2 separate regions of the Mus musculus genome follow, and region 2 is linked to region 1. A link is a loop called in an ENCODE intact Hi-C map of the cell type or tissue named here. Cell type or tissue: left cerebral cortex. All regions are shown on one strand. Each heading gives the region's core, and the rest is flanking DNA. Links, peaks and the distances in the headings are about the cores only.

Region 1 (9,554 bases), core at 554-8,553:
AGAGGGTGCATAAGAAGCTTGGGGTCTAAGACCAGCAGAAAATACAGATATTACATTGTGAGTCACGACGATTCATGTTGAGGTCACCACAACACGAGGAGCCAGATTAAAGGATCACAGCTTTAGAAGCGGCGAGAGCCACTGGGACAGAGGGTTTGTTGGCTCATTCATTTATTCTACTTTCATTATGGAAATTTTCAGACATACGCATCAGGGAGAGTCATATCATGAACCACCCATCCATCAATCATTCCACCTATACCCGATTCAGCCCCCTCCCCAGGTATACACAATTACTTTGAGGAAAACACTAGATATCACCTATTTGCATCTATAAATACTTTAGTCTATTTTATATATATGTATGTACATACATGTATGTGTGTACATACATGTATGTTACATGTGTGTACACATACAAGGCAATTTTGAGATGTGATCATAGTATCTTTATTTTAACCAAAAAAAAAAAAATTACATTGATACTTTGCTTGGTGTTTGTTTCATAAATGTTTTAGGTAGTTGATTTGAGGTAGGATCCAAACAAGGTCTGAGTGTTATTTATTTATTTATTTATTTATTTATCTATTTATCTATTTATGAGACAGGGTCATGTAGCCTAGACTGGCTTGGAACTTACAATGTAGTTGAGATGAGATGACCTTGGATTTCTGACCTCTATAGTCTCCACCTCCTCAGTGCTGGGATTCAGAGCCTGAGCCCCATGCCCAGGCAGTTTATCTGGTCCTGGGGATTGAACCCAGGATGCTATGCATCATAGGTAAGAACCAACTGATCCGCATCCCCAGCCCTGAACATAGCTTCATATTGCTATGCCTTTTCTTTTTCTTTTCTGCGGCCCTGGGGTTGAGTTAGGCTACACTGGATGCTCTGCACTGACCAGGCAAGGGCTGTGTCTCTGAGCTACATCCCTAGCCCAGGCAAGGGCTGTGTCACTGGGCTACAACCCTAACCCAGGCAAGGACTGTGTCACTGAGCTACATCCCTAGCCCAGGCAAGGGCTGTGTCACTGGGCTACAACCCTAACCCAGGCAAGGGCTGTGTCACTGAGCTACATCCCTAGCCCAGGCAAGGGCTGTGTCACTGGGCTACAACCCTAACCCAGGCAAGGGCTGTGTCACTTCTTTTAAGGAAAAAAAAAAAAAAAACCTATATATTCTTTCTTATTTTTTTTCCTACAGATTTTTTTTTCCATTGTGAAGGAACCAGGCCATTTGCTTGGATAGCTTCCCACATTTTTATTTTGCTGACTACATCTTCATGGTATTAGCGAGCTGTTCTAACTCCAGAATTTCCGGTAACCAGCAATTAAATTTAAAGACTAGATCTAATTCAGGTCAGTTTTGGAGGCAGGAAGAGGATATTGTAATGTCTGGCAGGACCTAGATCATCTCTGGTCTCTTTTTGCATTCTGTGCCCATTAGAAACTCTTTATTTGCAAACGTTTGAATTTAACTGTATATTTTTAGATGTGGTAATTTAATTCCATGTATTTAAAAATCTAATTTATTGATCAACTCAGGCTGTTTTTATTTTTATTGTTTTAAAAATATTCATTTTTATGTGTATGAGTGTTTTGCTTTGCAAATGCCTGTCATTGGTAGAGGCCAGAAGAGGAGGTCAGATTCCCTGGAGATGGACTTACAGACAGATGCATGCCACCATATAGGTTTGGGAACCAAATCCAGGCTCTCCGCAAGAACAGCAGAGAGCCAGAGCCACCTCTCTAGCCTGCTTTTATTGGCTTGTTTATCTGCTTACTACAGGGTTTCTTGTTACTGGTGTGGACCTCAAGTTTTCTATGTAGCTGATGATGAGCTTGGACTCCTGATCCTCTTGACTACGTTCTGAGTGCTGGGGTTACAGGCGTGAGCCCCCAGAGCCCTGGCTCTCGCTGTGCATTTTACATAAGAGTCTTCATCTTGTACAGATGCAGCCGAACTATTTATACACACTCCAGTTCTACCGTCCCTTCATTTATGGAAGCTGAAGCTGAAAGGGATGTACCCTGAGGAGCACAGCTCACGGTAGAAAGGTAGGCAGCGATCCCAATGAGGTGCCTCATACCTGGAGTCCCAGAGCTTCAGAGGTAGAGAAGGCAGAAGGACGGACAAAAGCTGGGTGAATGTTTGATCTTCAACACAGAGTTCCAGGGCAGCCAAGGTCAGGTAGAAAGACTGTCATGGCAACAGGGGTGGACATGCAGCCAGCTATTGAATATAGGATTCTCAAAACTGGAGGACTCAAAGACCTGGATATAAATCTCATAAGGCCACCGCAGGAGGATAAGCATGCCTTTATTAAAGGGATAATTCACGGGTCCTGAGACCCACAGCAAATGTAACACGTTAATAACTTTTTTTAAATTTTTATTTTTTATAATTAACCAATCAGATTTATGTATCAATAAATTCTGACTTTACAAGATGCCAATACAATAATCTCAGAGCCAATTGATAATGATAAAAGATTTATCCCAATTATTTTAACTTTATGATACCATAACTATCTATGGCTGGTTAAAGCCACACTGGCTCACATCTGCCACCATCTTGGCCTTCCTCCTCTCTCGAGTTAATAATTTATAAGCAGCAATTCTCCTCATTCCTAGTAGATAGCTTAGTGTGTCTTTAATGAAACGCACTGGGTAAGGCCACAGCCACACAGCTCTCTGGAGAAAGCTAGTCAATGGTCCTGAGTCTGGCCATGGGAACTCAAGGCTGATTTAACCCCGGCTGGACTGTGGTGCTGTTTTGTGTCTTAGGATGCTTTGACCTCCCTTAGAGTCTCAGAGATCTGGAGTCAGCTGCCCCTCCCTCAGATGCCTCACTCCTGGTGGGAGCAGCTTGCCTGTGGTAGGAGGAGAAACTCCTTAGGTTCTGCAGCTGGACCTACGGCTCAGTATAACATCAAACAGCTTAGTGAGAAGCAGCTTGCACATTTATTTGATATTTTCATGCAGACATGGGGCTTTTGGAATAGATGTGAAGATAAAAATAAGACATGAGGCTCGAGAGTTTCCGTAGTTCTCTGCACGGTGCGTGATAAACTGTGGGGCTGTGACAAGATAAACTGTGGATGGTAATGAGCATATCCGTGGAAGGAATCAGAGGGAAACATGGGTGATTTTAGAAAGTAGACTTGTATAGGTCTGTGTGTCAGTGGTTTCTCTATTGCTGTACACAACACAACAACCAAGGAAATGACAGCTTACAAAGGAAAGTATCTAATTGGACCTATGGATTCAGAATGTTAGAAACCATGATGGTCGAGCAAAGACCCTGGGGACTATGTAAGGCTTTTTGAAACTTCAAAGCCACCCCATGACACACCTCCTAATCCTAATCCTTTCCAAACAGTTCCACTAACTGGGGACCAAGTATGAGCCTATGGGAGCCGTTCTCATTCCAACATCACGCTCCACTCCCTGGTCTCCAAAGGCTTCCAGTCATATCATAATGTAAAATGCATTTACCCAACTGCAAGCGTCTAAAATTCCAAAGATCAAGGTCTCTTCTGAGCCTAAAGGGAATCTCGTAACAATAACTCCTTTGTAAAATCAAAATGCAAACTTCATGTTTCCAACACACAGCAGCACAGAATATACACACTACCATTCGACAAGGGAGGGAAGGAACCACAGTGAGGCAATACCGAACCAAAGCCAGACTGACACTCAGCAGGACAAGCCAATCCTGTGGTTCTACGTGCTATGTCAAAGGGCAGCTCTGCCCTCCCAGCTTTGCTGACAGCAACACGCTTCTCTCTCATGGGCTGGTGACACTCTCAGTCTGCAGCTGTCCTCGGCATACGTCACACGGCTCTAACATCTCCCGCATCTCCGCTTCTTCAACATGATCCAGACTTCAACATCATCCAGGCTTTGCACAGAGGTCTCTCAGGCTCTGGAGCCCTCCCAGGACCTTCAATCAAGAACTGCCCTGCCATAAACATCCTGGTATCCATGGCTCTCTTTAACCATGGAGGAACAGCCCACAACTGCTTTACTCTAGAATCCCTCGTGACTCTAAAGCCAGAACCACATGGACAGCATTCCCAAGGTCCGCCGCCCCTCAGGACGGACAGCCAGCATTGCCGAGGTCTGCTACCCGTCGGGACAGAGGCTGAGTCACGTTTGCAGCAGCTTTCCTTCCTTGTTGCTTTTCAGGAGCAGAGAATTCCTTCTACATTTTCCCTTTCACAGGTTGGAAGCTCAGCCTGGTGGGGTCCTGCCTTGAGGTCACCCCTCCTTTTATCCCAATGCAGATTGCTGCTGCCACCCACCACCACCCCATACCTTGATCTCTTTATCTCTTTCAGCACAAGCCTTGGCCCCATCATTAAATTTCCTAGTCTTTTATTCTTCAAATTATACATTTTATATTTCTCTTTGACCCACTTGCTCTTTCTTCATTGTAGACCTGCTTAAGAATGGTTGCTAATGACCATGTACGAGTCAGTATTAGGCTGTCTTGAAATCTCTTCTACCAAAGAAATTAGCCCATTACTTTCTAGTGGGAAGTGCTTAGGGAAAGGACAGAACGCAGCCACATCCTTTGCCAAAATATTACAGGGATACCCTCTAGCCCAGTTGCTTATTGTTCCCCTTTGAAACCACTTGATCTGGACCTCCACCGTCTGAATAGATCTCAACACTAGTGTCTGCCAAGAGACTGCCAGGATGACCCATTAAGCTCTGCTTTCAACATTCAACAACTTTCCTAGTCCAAAGTTCCAAAGTCTTCCACACTTTTCCAAAAAAGCATCGTGCTCAGGCCTGCCAGAGCAATCGCCCACTCCCTGCTAAGATGAGTTGTGTAGGGGACCCATGGAGGAGTTAGGAGGAAATAAAGGCTATTTTAGAAAATAAGCTCATATAGACCCTTTACGTGTCCAATCCCAGTCACAGTAGTGAGACCATCCTTTTAAAAATTGTGTTACTTTAAAATGATATGTGTGTGCATATGGGCGGTGATGGTGTGTGTGTATGGGAGGAAGGTGCCTGCAGAATCCAGCAGGGTGTGCTAGATCCTGTCTGAGCTGGTGATCCATTGCTGTGAAAAATACATATGACTGTGGCAACTCCTGTGAAAGAAAACGTTTAATTGGGGCTTCTCTACGGTTTCTGAGGTTTAGCTTACAATCATCACGGCAGGAAGCATGGTGGTGGACAGGCAGACATGGTGCCAGAGAAGTAAGCTGAGAGTTTTACATCAAGATCCACAGGCAGCAGGAAGAGAGAGCCTCTAGGCTTGAAATGGGCTTTTGAAGCCTCAAAGCCCACCCCCAATAACATGCTCCCTCCAACAAGGCCACACCCACTCCAACAAGGCCACACCCACTCCAACAAGGCCACACCCACTCCAATAATCGTAATCCCTCTCAAATAACGCCACTCTCTGATGACTAAGCATTCAAATATATGGGTCTATGGGAGCCATTCCTATTCTCACCATCCCCTGGAGCAAAGGTTATAGGCAGTTATAAGTCTCCAACCCTGTGTGCTGGGCCTGAAGGTAGATGCTCTTCAAAAGAAATGTGTGCTGTCAGCTACTGAGCCTTCTCCCTGGGCCCCATTTCTTTCCTCCTGGCACAGAGTGGGCACCTTCCTCATGGCCGTTTGCTTCTATTCTTTTTCAAGTACCTTATGCTCAGCAGAGTCAGGGGCCAACATGGCGTGCCGTGGGGTGGGGTATGGACAGAGCAGAGGATCTTCTTCTCCCTGCTGTTACCTTGTCATCAAAGCAAAAGACTCCTTTCTGTGTCTCTAGAAGGTATGGGATCGTTGGGCCTGGTGACAGGAGCCTGTGACCCCAGTTTCTCAGGAGGCTGAACTAGAAGGATGTCACCTACATGGTGAGTTCAAGGCCAGCTTGAGCAACTTCATAAGCTTTGTCTGCAGTAAAGAGAAGGTAGGTGTACTTGGGCAGCATGCACAGATGTGGGTTCCCTGAGTACCACCATTGAAACAAAACAATAGCTCCAACGTTTTGAGATTTCCCCTACATGCCACAAAAGCCAGAATTCCATAACTTCCACTCTGACTCTCAACCTAGGGAAGCCCACAATCCCTAGGCTGTGGGCTCAGCCCTAAGGTCACCTGTACTTCAAAAGGCACTCTACAAGTCCCCAAGCTATTTAACGTGCTTTTGGGTACAACAACTGGCTGTAAATGGAGGAACCCACAGCCCTCTCCTCATGTTCTAATATTGCTCAACGGGCTCACAGAATTCAGGAAGGCATTTGTGTTTCTGATTCATTATAAAGTGCATCACAAAGGATGCAGAGGCCAGAACTGGAGGAGGAGGTATGCAGAAAGGGACAGAGCTGTCCTGTCTCCAGGTCCTTGACCCCAGTCAGCAAGCCAGAAGATTTCTGAATTCGCTCCTCCTACATAGATGTTGTAGGAACATTTGCTGAGTTACAGGATAGGGAGACCCAGCAAGGCCTATCTGGATTCTTCTTGTGCTAAAATCCTTCCCTTAGGATGCAGGGAAAATTCCCTGTGGGATAAGGAGAGTCTGATGGCCTGCTGTCAGACAAGGACGTCAGAAAATTTCTTTATGGATATCTGAAGGTGGGGAGGAAGCAGAGAAGACTGTCTTTTTTTTCTTAAGTATGGAATAGAGTTTACTTAGGGAATGGAGAGGGAAGTTGAAGAGGAGAGAGTAGAGACAGAAAATCAGAGACACAGAGAGAGAGACAGAGAGAGAGAAGGAAGGAGGGAGGAAGAGAGAGAGAAAGAGAGGGCAGAGGAGAGAGGAAAGAGGGGAGAGGGTGGCCAGGAACATGTGGAGACAGAGTGGGGAGGGGGATGGGGAGAGGAGGGGCAGAGATGTTAAGAGAGTAAGAGGGTAAGAATGAGGAGAGTTTCTTAAAGAGGAGGTTGTATGCTAGGAACCATGGACAAAGCAAAGCATACACGCTGTCATGATAGGAGACAGGTTCTGAGTCCCTTCACCCAGAACTTGCCTTTTCAAAGGCAAAAGCTGTGTTCCTCCTCCGCGTTTGCACTCCTCCTCCGCGTTTGCACTCCTCCTCCGCCTTCCTAACTTCCACAGGCCAAGCCAGAGTTCCTCCCACCCACCTTAAGCACTCCAAGGATCTAGTGTCTAGGAGAGACTACATCCCACCTTCCTCAGAGGAGCCAATCCTAAGCGCTTCTCTCTCCTACCTACTTCTCCATAGAAACCCAGTGGGGATGTTGGGCAGCATGCTCTGCTCTCTCTCCTGTTGCTGCCTCCTACTTACCATGAGTCACCTCCTCAGCAATGGCCTCTTCATGTCTTCCTCTCAGGCACTTAAACCAAATAGCCAAGTTGGGGCTGGAGAGATGGCTCAGTAGTTAAGGGTACTTCCTGTTCTTTTTAGAGGACCTGAGTTTCATTCCCAGCATCTACATCAGCTCACGACAACCAGTAACTGCAGATCCAGAAGATGCAATGGCTCTCCGGCTGCCATGGGGACCTGTGCTCACCTGCACATGTCCACGTGCGCACGTATATGCTTCATTGTAAAATATAAACAAATATATTATAAAAAAATATGTTATAAACAAATATAAACTGCCCCAATGTCTGAAGGCTAAGGAAAGAATCCGTGGGGGATGGGCAGAGGTGTCCTGCCCCTCTGTGATACAGATGGGGCAGTGAGCATTACTTAATTGATAATGATGGGTAAGGTTGGTGTTAATGCTTAAATAAATTGATTAAAAATAATGTGTACACACTCATGTCCTTAGCAGCATTTTCACAATAGGCAAGGAGAAGAGAAACCCAAGTATTCACAGATTGATTAACAAACAAAGGGTGGCACAAATATACAAGTGATATTGGGCTTGAACTATCGGGAGGCTTGGCTGGGAGATCCTCAGTGAATAAGAGCATTAGCGGCACAAGCGTGAGGACCTGAGCTCAGACCCCAGCATGCATGTAAAAACATTGGGCAGGCATGGTTGTATGTACTAACAGCCCTGAGCTATGCTATGGTTGTATGTGCTAACAGCCCTGAGCTATGCTATGGTTGTATGTGCTAACAGCCCTGAGCTATGCTATGGTTGTATGTGCTAACAGCCCTGAGCTATGGTTGTATGTGCTAACAGCCCTGAGCTATGGTTGTATGTGCTAATAGCCCTGAGCTATGGAGGGCAGAGACAGGAGGATCCTGGGCCTTGGTGGCTGCCAGCCTGGCGCCATGTTCAGTACAAAACTTTGCCTCAGAGGAATAAGGTGGAAGGTGATAGAGCAGAATGACCTCTGGCCTCCACACATGCACACACGTGCACACACAAGTGTGTGCACACACACATACACACACTATACACACCACACACACACACTACATATGTACACACCATATATACACACACCACATATACACACACACCACATACACACTACATACGTATACATACAACATACACACATACCACATACACACACTACATATGTACACACCATATATACACACACCACATATACACACACACCACATACACACTACATACATATACATACAACATACACACATACCACATACACACATACCACATACATACATGCAACACATATATACATACACACACACACATGCGCACACACACACCCATCACATACATGCATTCACACATGTCAAAGGCCAGATTTGACATCATAGGTTTAAACAAGGTATGGCGCTGGTGATTAGGGTCATGCTCATAGCAGCCTGGAGAGAGGGTTGGGGTGGGCATTGACAGAGGCAGGCTATTTACCCAGGTCAGCACTACTGATGGAACAAAACTTAGTTATCTGGGGCTGGCAAGAATGCTCAGCAAGAGACTCTGAACTTGTTTTACTCTTAAGTGTATTTACATGTAGACAGACAGATACGTGTGTGTGTGTGTGTGTGTGTGTACACATTTGATGGATGTAGCAGAGCCCCAAAGGCCACACTTTTTTTCTTTTTTAGTCTTTTTATACCTTCTTAGACAAACGTTCTTTATAAAAATTACCTCACAGATAAAATGTTACACAAAAAGAAATACAGAAGGATGTCAATAATAAGTTCAAAGCAGTGTTTTATTCTAAAATCTCAGTATAAGTTCACAGCAACAGTTGCACATGGCCTTGCTTTATCATGGTGCACACCTGTGACCTCATCCTTGGGCCTGACCTAGAATGAATTTTATTCCTTATTATTCAGCCTTTACCTACTATTCTATGAGGAGGGGGCACATTTTATTCTTGATTCTAACTTTATTACATCTTTCTGGCAAAACAACTAAAACCATCACCTTAAACTTTATTCCTAAAATTATTTGAATCAAAACAGCAATGATAAAGTCAGTAATTCATCTAAACAGCATTAATTCATGAAAGTTCATCTTTGTGTTGATCTGCAGGAAATTTGTCTAATAGGGTGGGCTGATGCCCTGGAATCCTTAGGCCATGTAATGATGACAGGAAAGGCACATCAGCAGTGAGAAGCAATCCTGGGGTGAGGTATGTGGGGCTGATCCTCTCCAGAGTGAACCTAAGGCAGCCGTGCAAAGTGGT
Region 2 (9,554 bases), core at 637-8,636, 88 kb before region 1:
TAACACTCTGTAACAAAAGAGCAAACAATGGCACTACCATGCTACAAGCCACTTTACAAAACTCAAACACAATCAGGACATTAAGGAAGGGTGGAGGAGACAAGTCAGCCTACAGGAATGAAGTATGAGGAAAATGCATGCACTTCCTTAAATTATACTCTTGATTTTCAAATAATAACTTGAAATTTCAACACAAATGTTTACCTACACAGCAGTCCTATGCATCTCAGATTGTGCAGACAATCTGTTTTAGAGAAAAACCATCGCTTGAATAAGAATTATTTTCCAACACAGCACTTTAATTGATTCGTTGGGGATTTCTCATGGTACATCCTTCTCACATTCACTTCCCAGTCCTTCCCTGTCCTCACACCACCACCAACAAAAAAAGTCCAGTTTGTGTATCATCGATGGCCTGCCCCTAGATGAAGCTGAGTCCTCCTCTCCCCCCCACATCCCTGCTGGAGGTCATCACTGTGGAGGGTGACACAGCATCCTATCACAGTTTTTAATTTTTAAGTTCTCTCCAATCGCTTCCTGTCTAGGCTGTTAATATTTGGGCTGGGGAGACCAGGGAGGTCCGGGGAAGGGAAGGGTTATCTCAGAAGTCTTCCATGTCCATAATGAATGAAAAATTTAAAAAATGAAGTCACTATGAATATTTCAGTTGGGCATGGTGACTCGTGCCTGTAAACTCAGCACTTGAGAGGCTGAGATTTTTTTAAAAAAATCAAGTTTGAGGCCAACCTGGGCTACATAATGAGCTCCAGGCCAGCCTGGTCTAGGGAGTGATACTCTGTCTCAAACAACAACACAGGAAAATTTCCCACTGAAATGTTCCCCTATCAAACCCTCACTGAAGTAAACAAGGTTGTTCCTCCCATCAGCATAAGAACAAAGAACAAGGCCATTAGGAGAATCCTGAAGACCACAGAGAAAATACAAAACCAAAACCAAGAGTAAGCAGAAATTAAACAACAGAAGGATTTATAATCTGTTACAGAAAATATGAATAGACTAAAAGAAAAGACATAAGAAAACAATTACACAATTTTCCTCTCATCTGAGTCTATGTAAATTAATACTCCTGAGAATTGTTTCAAACTTCCAAAGTTTCAGATAAACAATCTTTTAAAAAAAAATTTTATTCCAAACTCATTATACTTGAGCCCAAGCAGAACAAAAGTACATTGAAAGAATGTATAACGTCCTCCTTGACCCCTGACCCTTGACCTAGTAGATTAGAGCCAGGTGCATGAGGACTGCTGAACCCAGGCATGGGGTCAGCCTGGGCTACAATAGTGAGTCTTGTCTCAAAAACTGAAGAGAGGGAAAAAAAAATTCCTACCAAAGCAACAGAAAACACTCAAAAGGAGTATCCTCTGTGGAAAAGCTGCACTTGGGACTTGGCGCACATGGGGGGTGGGGTGGGTACGTGTGTATATGGCATGCACATCTCTACATATGCATGTTGAGTTATATATGGAGTGTCTTCCTCTACTGCTCCCAATTTATTCCTTGAAGATCCCTATAGTTCTATATTTATTGGGACCATTATTTTAAAATGACTAGCATACGTTTTATTCTATTAAACGTTTAAATTGTGATTAATAATTATCTTTATCAATGCCAGCAATCAATTGTTGAAAATTAGCAATTTAAGTCACAGGTAAGTGAAGAGACAAAGGAACCAAGATGGTCCCTCTAACCACGATCTCAATTAATATGCAAATTTGCTGCAACACACACACACACACACACACACACAGCCATAAAAAAAATTCAGGAAACACTCAGGCAGTGTGACTAAAGAATATATTAACTTCATAGTGTTCAGAAATGAGAATGTGCTAAGGGGCTTATTCAAATAGATCTTTTTTTTTTTTTTTTTTTTTAAGGACTTAGAAATGGAAGCAGCAATTACAGAACCTGGCCTGCTTCATTAAGAACAAGTCGGCTTCAGTGTGCCTCCATCTCTGACAGCTTTCTAGGCTGGGAGAACCTGAGTATGGATGCATCTCAGAGAGAACTGAGACCGTACTAACAGGACCCAGAGAGAGAGTGTGCCCCAAGAGTTTCCAAGGAAGGGCATCTTCCTAAACTCGGGTCCTCAAAAAAGCCTCCATTGTGGTAACATCAGATCTCTGACCAGCTGTTTCACTGACGGCTGCCACAGCAGGCAGATCAGAATTTTGGATGACAAATCATGAACACGGAACGCCAGGAGGAAATGAAACGGATACACCAAGCACCACACAGCACATCTCTTTGTAGGCTCTGATTCCACCCACTCTGACAGGTCGCTCCAAATAAAGGAGGCAGCTGGCTGCTCCCACTGGCACACACTTCTGTGAGGGGAAATAAACAGAGTCTATTTCCTCGTGACTCAGCAGCCATAATTATCAGAAGACAGGAGTTAGCTGTTCATTTTACTTGTGAAGAGACTGCTGAGCCCTGATACAGACATACACACACACACAAATGCCTATACATGTATATGCTCACTCACATACACATACATACACATGCATACAAGTGCATAAATGTATTCACACATAGGCATGCACACAGGCACAGAAACAGACACATGCACACAGGCACATAAATGTATGCACACATGTATTCACACACATGTACCCATATGCATGCATGTGTGCCTGCACATACTTGAGAGAGAGTGTGCACATGTGCACACACACATACACACCCCCCCACACACACACCCCACACACAGGCCACTTGTAGCTTAGGTAAAATACTGGACAAACATAGTAATCTCATAAAATCTATCTCACTTGATAAAAACGGAATGGTGGCTCACGCCTGCAATTCCAGGGGGAAGTAGGGGGAGGAAGAAATGTCCCATGTCCAAGGCTAGCCTGGGATACACAAGTGAGCTACAGGTTAGCCTGGGATGCACAGCGAGTTACAGGTCAATCTGGTCTACAATACGTGACCCTGTCTTAAAAACAAACAAAAGACAAAGTTTAAGACTAGACAGAAACTTTTAGTTATTGGTTAAAGTTGGGTATTTGTTTGTTTTGATTTCGGTGTTTTTGTTTCTTGGTTTTTGTCAACTTGACACAAGTTGAGAATATGTCTCTGACAGACTGGTCTGTGGCCAATTTTTTAATGCCTGATGTAGGATGGCCCTGCCCGCTGTGGGTGATGTCCTGGGCAGGTAGTCCTGGGTGGCGTAAGAAAACGATGGAGACCAAACCAGTGGCAGTGTTCTCCATGTCTCTGCTTCAGCTCCTGCCTCCAGGTTCCTGCTTTGAGCTCCTGCCCTGACTTCCACTGATAATGAGCCCTAGCATGTCAGATGAAATAAACCCTTTCTTCTCCAAGCTAAGTTGGTCATGGGCCTATCGAATGACTGGGAAATTACCTGTACCAGCAAGTTAACTTCTGGGCTACCTTTACTTTCTCTTCAATTGAAAGCATCAACCTGTAGTCAATGCTTTCTCTTGGGGTGAGGGGCAACAACTAATCATGATTAGATGACAGGAGCAGCCAACACTCCAGACTGAGTTGCTAATATTGGCCGGTGGGTTACCCATCTCTAGAACCCAATAAGCAGCAGCGGCAGCAGCAGACCAGTCATAAAGTTCCTGTAACTTACCAGCATCTCAAGGAAAGCACAAATGTGTTCTTTGTGCTGTAGGTGACATTAAGAAAGGGTAACCAGCCAGGGAGATCTAACATCTGAAACAGGATGGGCTCAACTTATAAACACAGTGGGGCACAGACAACTTCACTTGATACAGTATGCAACAATGTGTCTGTAGAGGAAACAGGACGGCAAGCAAAACCTGTTGAAGTCGTTAGGAGAGCCAGATTGCTGTTGCTTGCCACCGGCAGGGATGTCTCACTCTGGTCTCCTACCCACGCAGAGAAGTTAGCAGTCCACTGATTGTGAACAAGTTATACACTGTGCTTGCACAGCCAGAGTTATCTGAAAGGTGGGAACTTCAACTGAATGCCTCTGTAAGATCAAGCTGTAGGACGTTTTCTTAATTAGATGGGGGTGGGTCCAGCCCATTGTAGGTGGTGCCATCCCTGGGCTGGTGATCTTGGGTACTATAAGAAAGCAGGCTGTGCAAGCCATAAGCCAGTAAGCAGCATCCCTCCATGGCCTCTGTATCAGCTTCTGCCTCCAGGTTCCTGCCCTGTTTGATTGAGCTCCTGTCCTGACTTTCTTCCATGATGTTAAGATGTGGAAGTGTAAATCAAATAACACTCTCCCCACCCCCCTCGCCCGCCCCTGTGCCCCAAGTTGCTTTTGGTCTTGATGTTGCATTTGTCACAGCAATAGAAACCCCAACTGAGACACACGCCAAACATTTACTCCTGCACTGATGAATCCTAGAACCCCAAAAGCATTTTCTGATGTTATGGGAATGGTTCTCAACCAACAGTGAGCTCATTTCCTTACCATGATGCTTAAGGGTAGTACCAGCAAGTCCTGCTGACTCCTCATTGCTCTGTGTATATGGCAAAGTGCAACCTGAGTCCAATTCTATGCCTCCAAAGCTTATTTCACCTGTTCAAAAATCCTCAACGTTGTACTTTGATGCAGAGAACACAGGCAGGTTACCAGAGGTCAGGAGTGTCAAGGGTCCTCCAATCAAATCAAGTCCACTGAGGGAATCCACAGTATCTGAGGTTACCATGACACTAGGACATGGCTGGGCGTTCCTGCCATGCTCTGCATCTAGTGTCTGCTCTCAGGGAGGGTTGGACACATGTGCAAGGCTAAGCCTGACAGCTCAGTCGGCGTTAGAAACGCCTAACTGGGGAGGCACATCTGGGGACTGCCCTGGAGTATGTTTCCACAGAAGATTCCCTGAGAAGAAGACCCACCAGAAACATGGACCACACTATCCCCCAGCTCTAACACTGAGCTAAAGCAAACTGTCTGCCTGTGGGTGATCTGCTCACAGGGACACAGAAGTAAGCAACAACGGTGTGCACCAGGGCCAGTCCGTGAGTGTGGCAGCAGGGAGGAGTTCCTTTAGGATACTCATGATTAGCAAGGCAGAGTCAAAGAATGTGTGTGTCAGGTTAATGGGATAGTCAATGTACTGCTCACGATTCAAGTATGAGGACTCAAGTTCCATCCTCCAGCACAGGCAAGAAAACTGCACGTGCCGCTGTGAGCCCGTCATCCCAGCACTGGAGAGACAAGATCTCCAGGCTTTTCTTTCCGGCTAGACAGTCAAGCTGAACAGGTGAGCTCCAGGCCAATGAGGGATCCTGTCTCAAAAAAAAAAAAAAAAAAAAAGCAACCAAGGAAGACACTAGGATTATCACTGGCTTTCACGCACTGTCATGTGATAAAATTTTTCCTAGAGAGATGTACACACTCGTCCTCATCCCAGATACAGAGCCCACAATGAACCAAAGTCCAATTTGGTGAACCATGAGTTTGATTGGGTTCACTTACAGGAATATGGATGAGAGGTTACTTACAAGAGCAGAAATGATGCAGACAGCTGCACCACCAAAGGCCACCCCAGCAGGGGTGACAGCTCACAAAGCTGGGAACCTGCAGCACAGTATACAGCCTGCAGGCAGCTCAACCGGTTGGGCCTCTAACAGACAACTGACCTGGTCTCAGTGTCTTCTTTGCAGCTTGTCTTGTCTGAGAGTCTTCACAGCTTAACTCTGTCTGAGAAGGACTCTCAGCTTTTATGGCTTACTCCGGCAGGGAGGAGCCTAGTGAGTCTGGTCGGTTTCAGGGACTTCCTGGAGCTGTTTTGACTTGTTTACCTTCCTTCATAAAGAGCTTTCCTGCAAGATGGAATGTTTCAATCTCACAGGAAACTGTTACACACACACACACACACACACACACACACACACACACACGCACGCACGCACGCACGCACGCACGCACGCACGCACAAATCCCTCGACCCCAAACACAATGGATACCCATGTCTTTATGTTAAAAAAGGGAAATAGCAAAAATAATAGATCTATTCCCTACCCATCACCTGACTCCTGTCAGTTTCTTATAGGGTAGGTTTGGGAGACAGAGGAGACAGAGAGAGAGGTTTTAAGGCAGGATTCTCTCACGCTCCACTCTCTATATCTCTAGAGAACACGGATCAAGAAAAAGAGAATAGTTTTCAAACTTTACTGGTGTAAAGACACAAAGATCTAGAATCCATCTTTAAAAACCAACACAATAACTTCCTATACTTCAACTTCTTACATCAATACAAAGAGCCTGGCAGCAAAGAAGAACAATGTGAAATCCGCATCACCGAATGACAAAGGAGCAGACAGCCTTTAATCCGCCACCACTATGATCTGATCAGCTCAAAAGGAGAAGAATGACTAGGAAGTCATCACAGACAAGGACTTGATACCAAGGTCCCGGGATAAAAGGCAAGGACAACAATGGCAGGCCAATTCTCACTAAATACATGACACTTAAAATAGACATATATAACGAAAGCACAAACTCCCTCTCCAGAAGCAAGGGAGGAAGAAGCGCTGCAGTGGGACCAACTTCAGAGCTCAAGTGTTGTTCCCCAAATTGTGTTTTATCCACATATGAAATCTTACCTGAGAAACTGAAAATAAAAGATGCAAAAAATATTAATTACACAAGGCTTCCAACTTGCTTTGAAATGGAAAACACACCTCTGCTGGATTTGGGGAGTCATTTTTAAGAAGCAAGGAAGTACCAAACGTGCTTTGTTGGATATGAATTTAAATATACGCCGGGTTTGTCAGGAAACTTTTATTCCTATAACTTGCATAATCTGGTTAACTAATTTACCATTAACTCAAATCCCTTTCTCTGCTGCTCTTTACCGGGTTTCCTAACTAAATCCTTAACTAGGATCATCTCATCATCAAAAGCCGTTATTGTCTGCCTGTGACAGTGGCTAACATATAAAAAAATGAGCTGGCATCCTTATGAACCGGACCTGACTAAACTGTGGTCATTTAGGCAGACAAAACGATTTAGGAATGAATGTCACACCATATTTGGGGCATATACCCTCAATCCCAGGGCTCAGGAGGCTCAGATGGGAAGGTCATGAGTTCAAAGTCAGTCCAAGTCTAACTTGACAAGCTGCAAAGACAGTCTTGGATACACAGAGAATTTATCTCAAAAAGAAGAGCAAGGGGCTGAGGAGATCTTGTTAATGAAGCACCTGCCAGAGCAGCATGGGGACCTAGGATCCCAGAACCATGTTATAAAGGTTGGGTCTGGCAGAGCCTGCCTGTCACTCCAGTGCTAGGAGAGACATGCAAGCACTAGTATGTTCTAGCTGGCCAGCCTGACCAGACAGTGACCACCATGTTCAGTGAGAGATCTGTCAAAAATATAAAAGTGGAGAACAACAGGGGAGGATCCCAATGTCACCTCTGGCCTCTAAATGCATAAAACACAATGCAAGTGAATTACATGGGTGCACACACATACACACACATATACATACACATGCACATACACACATACACAAACATACACACATGCACACACATACACACAAATACATACACACATGTACACACATACACAAACATACATACACACATGTACACACACATACACACATGCACATACATACATACACATATATACACACATACACACACTCACATACACACATACACATACATACAGAAACACACATACATATACACATACACACATGCATACACACATACACATACAACATACATACATTCATACGTATACACATATACACACATACATGCATACACACACACACAGATGTACAACTGTCAAAGGTCATAAATGTATTTTAAATACTTTTCCTACATTGTTTAATGATGACTCAGTGAGAGACTCATCTTGAGGATGGAGAGACAGCTCAGTCAATAGAGAACTTGTCGAATGAAGCTAGGACACAAGTTCAATCCTCAGAACCCATAACACAAACGCAATTCCAGTATTGAGAAAGCACAGACAGATCCCTGTGGCCTACTAGCCAGCCAACTGAGCCCACTCAAGAATTCCAGGCCAGGGGTGGGGAGACTCTGCCTCAAAAGCCAAAATGGATGGCTGCTAAGGAGTGGTATCTGACCTCACACAAGGCTGGACATAATGGCACACACCTTTAATTCCAGCACTTGGGTGTGGCACAGGGGCAGGCTGGTCTCCGAGTTCAAGGACTGTCTCCCTTATCTCATCATATTTTAAGACCCAGAAGAGGATGTACACTGGACACAAAATCTACCTCAGTCTCCCTCCTCTTTGACAAGCAGCAGGCCTGTGAGTCAGTAGCTGCCCACCATGAAACTCAGTCACTCAGTGGGAATCTCATGTCTTGTCCCTACGCTGTGGCCAAGGATGCTTGGAAGGCCCCACTCAACTGGAGCAGCCATGCGCCAATTATCCGTTTGCCACAGCCCCAGAGGTCCAGCCTCAGAGATATTCTGGTTTAAGAGTTCAAGCACGCCTCCAGGTCTACCTGGTGATTGTCTTGGATAACTGGGACAGACATTCCCATTACAAGCTAAAGACTGCTTGCAAAGGGCTTACCCAAGAGTTCTCTTTAGGAAGAAGGGAGCTACAAAGAACAGAGACCTGACAATTTTTGTCCTTCACTGCCCTCACAGGCACAGTGAGGCTGCACGAGGCTCTAAGGTCAACTTGGGCACGTCAGGAGGTAGCTGGGGTTCTAGAACATTCTCCAAATGTAATCCGTTTAATAAATATTTATTAAGTATTTTTTTCTCTCTCTCTCATGGTAACTGATCTAGGCATTCAAAATGGCCTGGAACCCTGTGGTGGAACACTCCCAGTGTGACAGGGATTTAGTCCGAAAAGATGCTACATGCCCAAGGGGTCACCCGGAGTCACGTCATGGTGGCAATGTTGTGAGCCTGTGATTAGTATAGAGTAGATGTTGTGCCAGCTGCAAAGACCCTGAGAGCATGGGCCAGCAAACTCAAACAGTCCCATGAATTTTCTTTTTCTCCAGTCATCAATAGTCTTAATGATTTGATTGAGTCCCTAAAGACATTCAATGTGCATAGGACGCACATAGATCGTGTGTCAATCAGACCAGCATGATTTAAATAAGTCTTACATATTCCAAAATGGAACAGTATCACAATTGGTCCCAGAAAGGACATCAATAGGAGAGAAATGAGGAGGTGATCTCTTCCCCTCTGCCTTCCAGACCCCTCCTCCAGCTCTCCATACATCTAAGCCCCTCCTCCACATTATTATGTCCCTCAGATCTCCAGCCCACTCATAGCTCAGCTCAACAGGAAAGATTCTGCCGGGTGCTAAAGTCTTTCTTACTCCATGACCTACAAACTAAATGGGTCACTTAGTCTACCTCTGAAAGCCCCTAAGGTGACACTGAACCAACCATTCCAGACATTTTTCCTCGGGGCATACTGCCTCCTCCTTCCTTCACTTCTGCCTAGATTATTGTTCCTGAACCCTGAAAACATGTTCTTCCATTATCAAGCCTTTTCTTAAATACCACATCTTTCATGGAACTTTTCCTGTTCCCTCCTCCTGGTCAGCCCAGGCATCTTGTATTTCCCTT

Evidence for each region. Hi-C counts contacts between places; a loop is a spot of excess contacts. Peaks named below come from ENCODE experiments on the same cell type or tissue, not always from the same donor. Only the 100,000 strongest peaks of a DNase experiment are listed, where the experiment ranks them.
Region 2: a loop joins it to region 1, with 2.1 times the contacts of the local background. A loop is called at or near these places in 2 of 42 quality-filtered maps.

What each region holds. Positions count from the first base shown.
Region 1 is chr14:120,986,920-120,996,473 of GRCm38, reverse strand. No RefSeq gene overlaps it. Among named protein-coding and RNA genes, the nearest start is that of Farp1, 44 kb to the left of the region's middle. In left cerebral cortex, for the core only: a CTCF peak has its summit at 5,028; DNase peaks (open chromatin) are centred at 1,943, 3,001, 4,908 and 7,181; H3K27ac peaks cover 2,825 bases.
Region 2 is chr14:121,075,254-121,084,807 of GRCm38, reverse strand. The region is part of intron 1 of Farp1 (FERM, RhoGEF (Arhgef) and pleckstrin domain protein 1 (chondrocyte-derived)); the gene reads right to left. Among named protein-coding and RNA genes, the nearest start is that of Farp1, 44 kb to the right of the region's middle. In left cerebral cortex, for the core only: no CTCF peak of the experiment used is centred there; DNase peaks (open chromatin) are centred at 2,304 and 3,911; H3K4me3 peaks cover 302 bases; H3K27ac peaks cover 452 bases.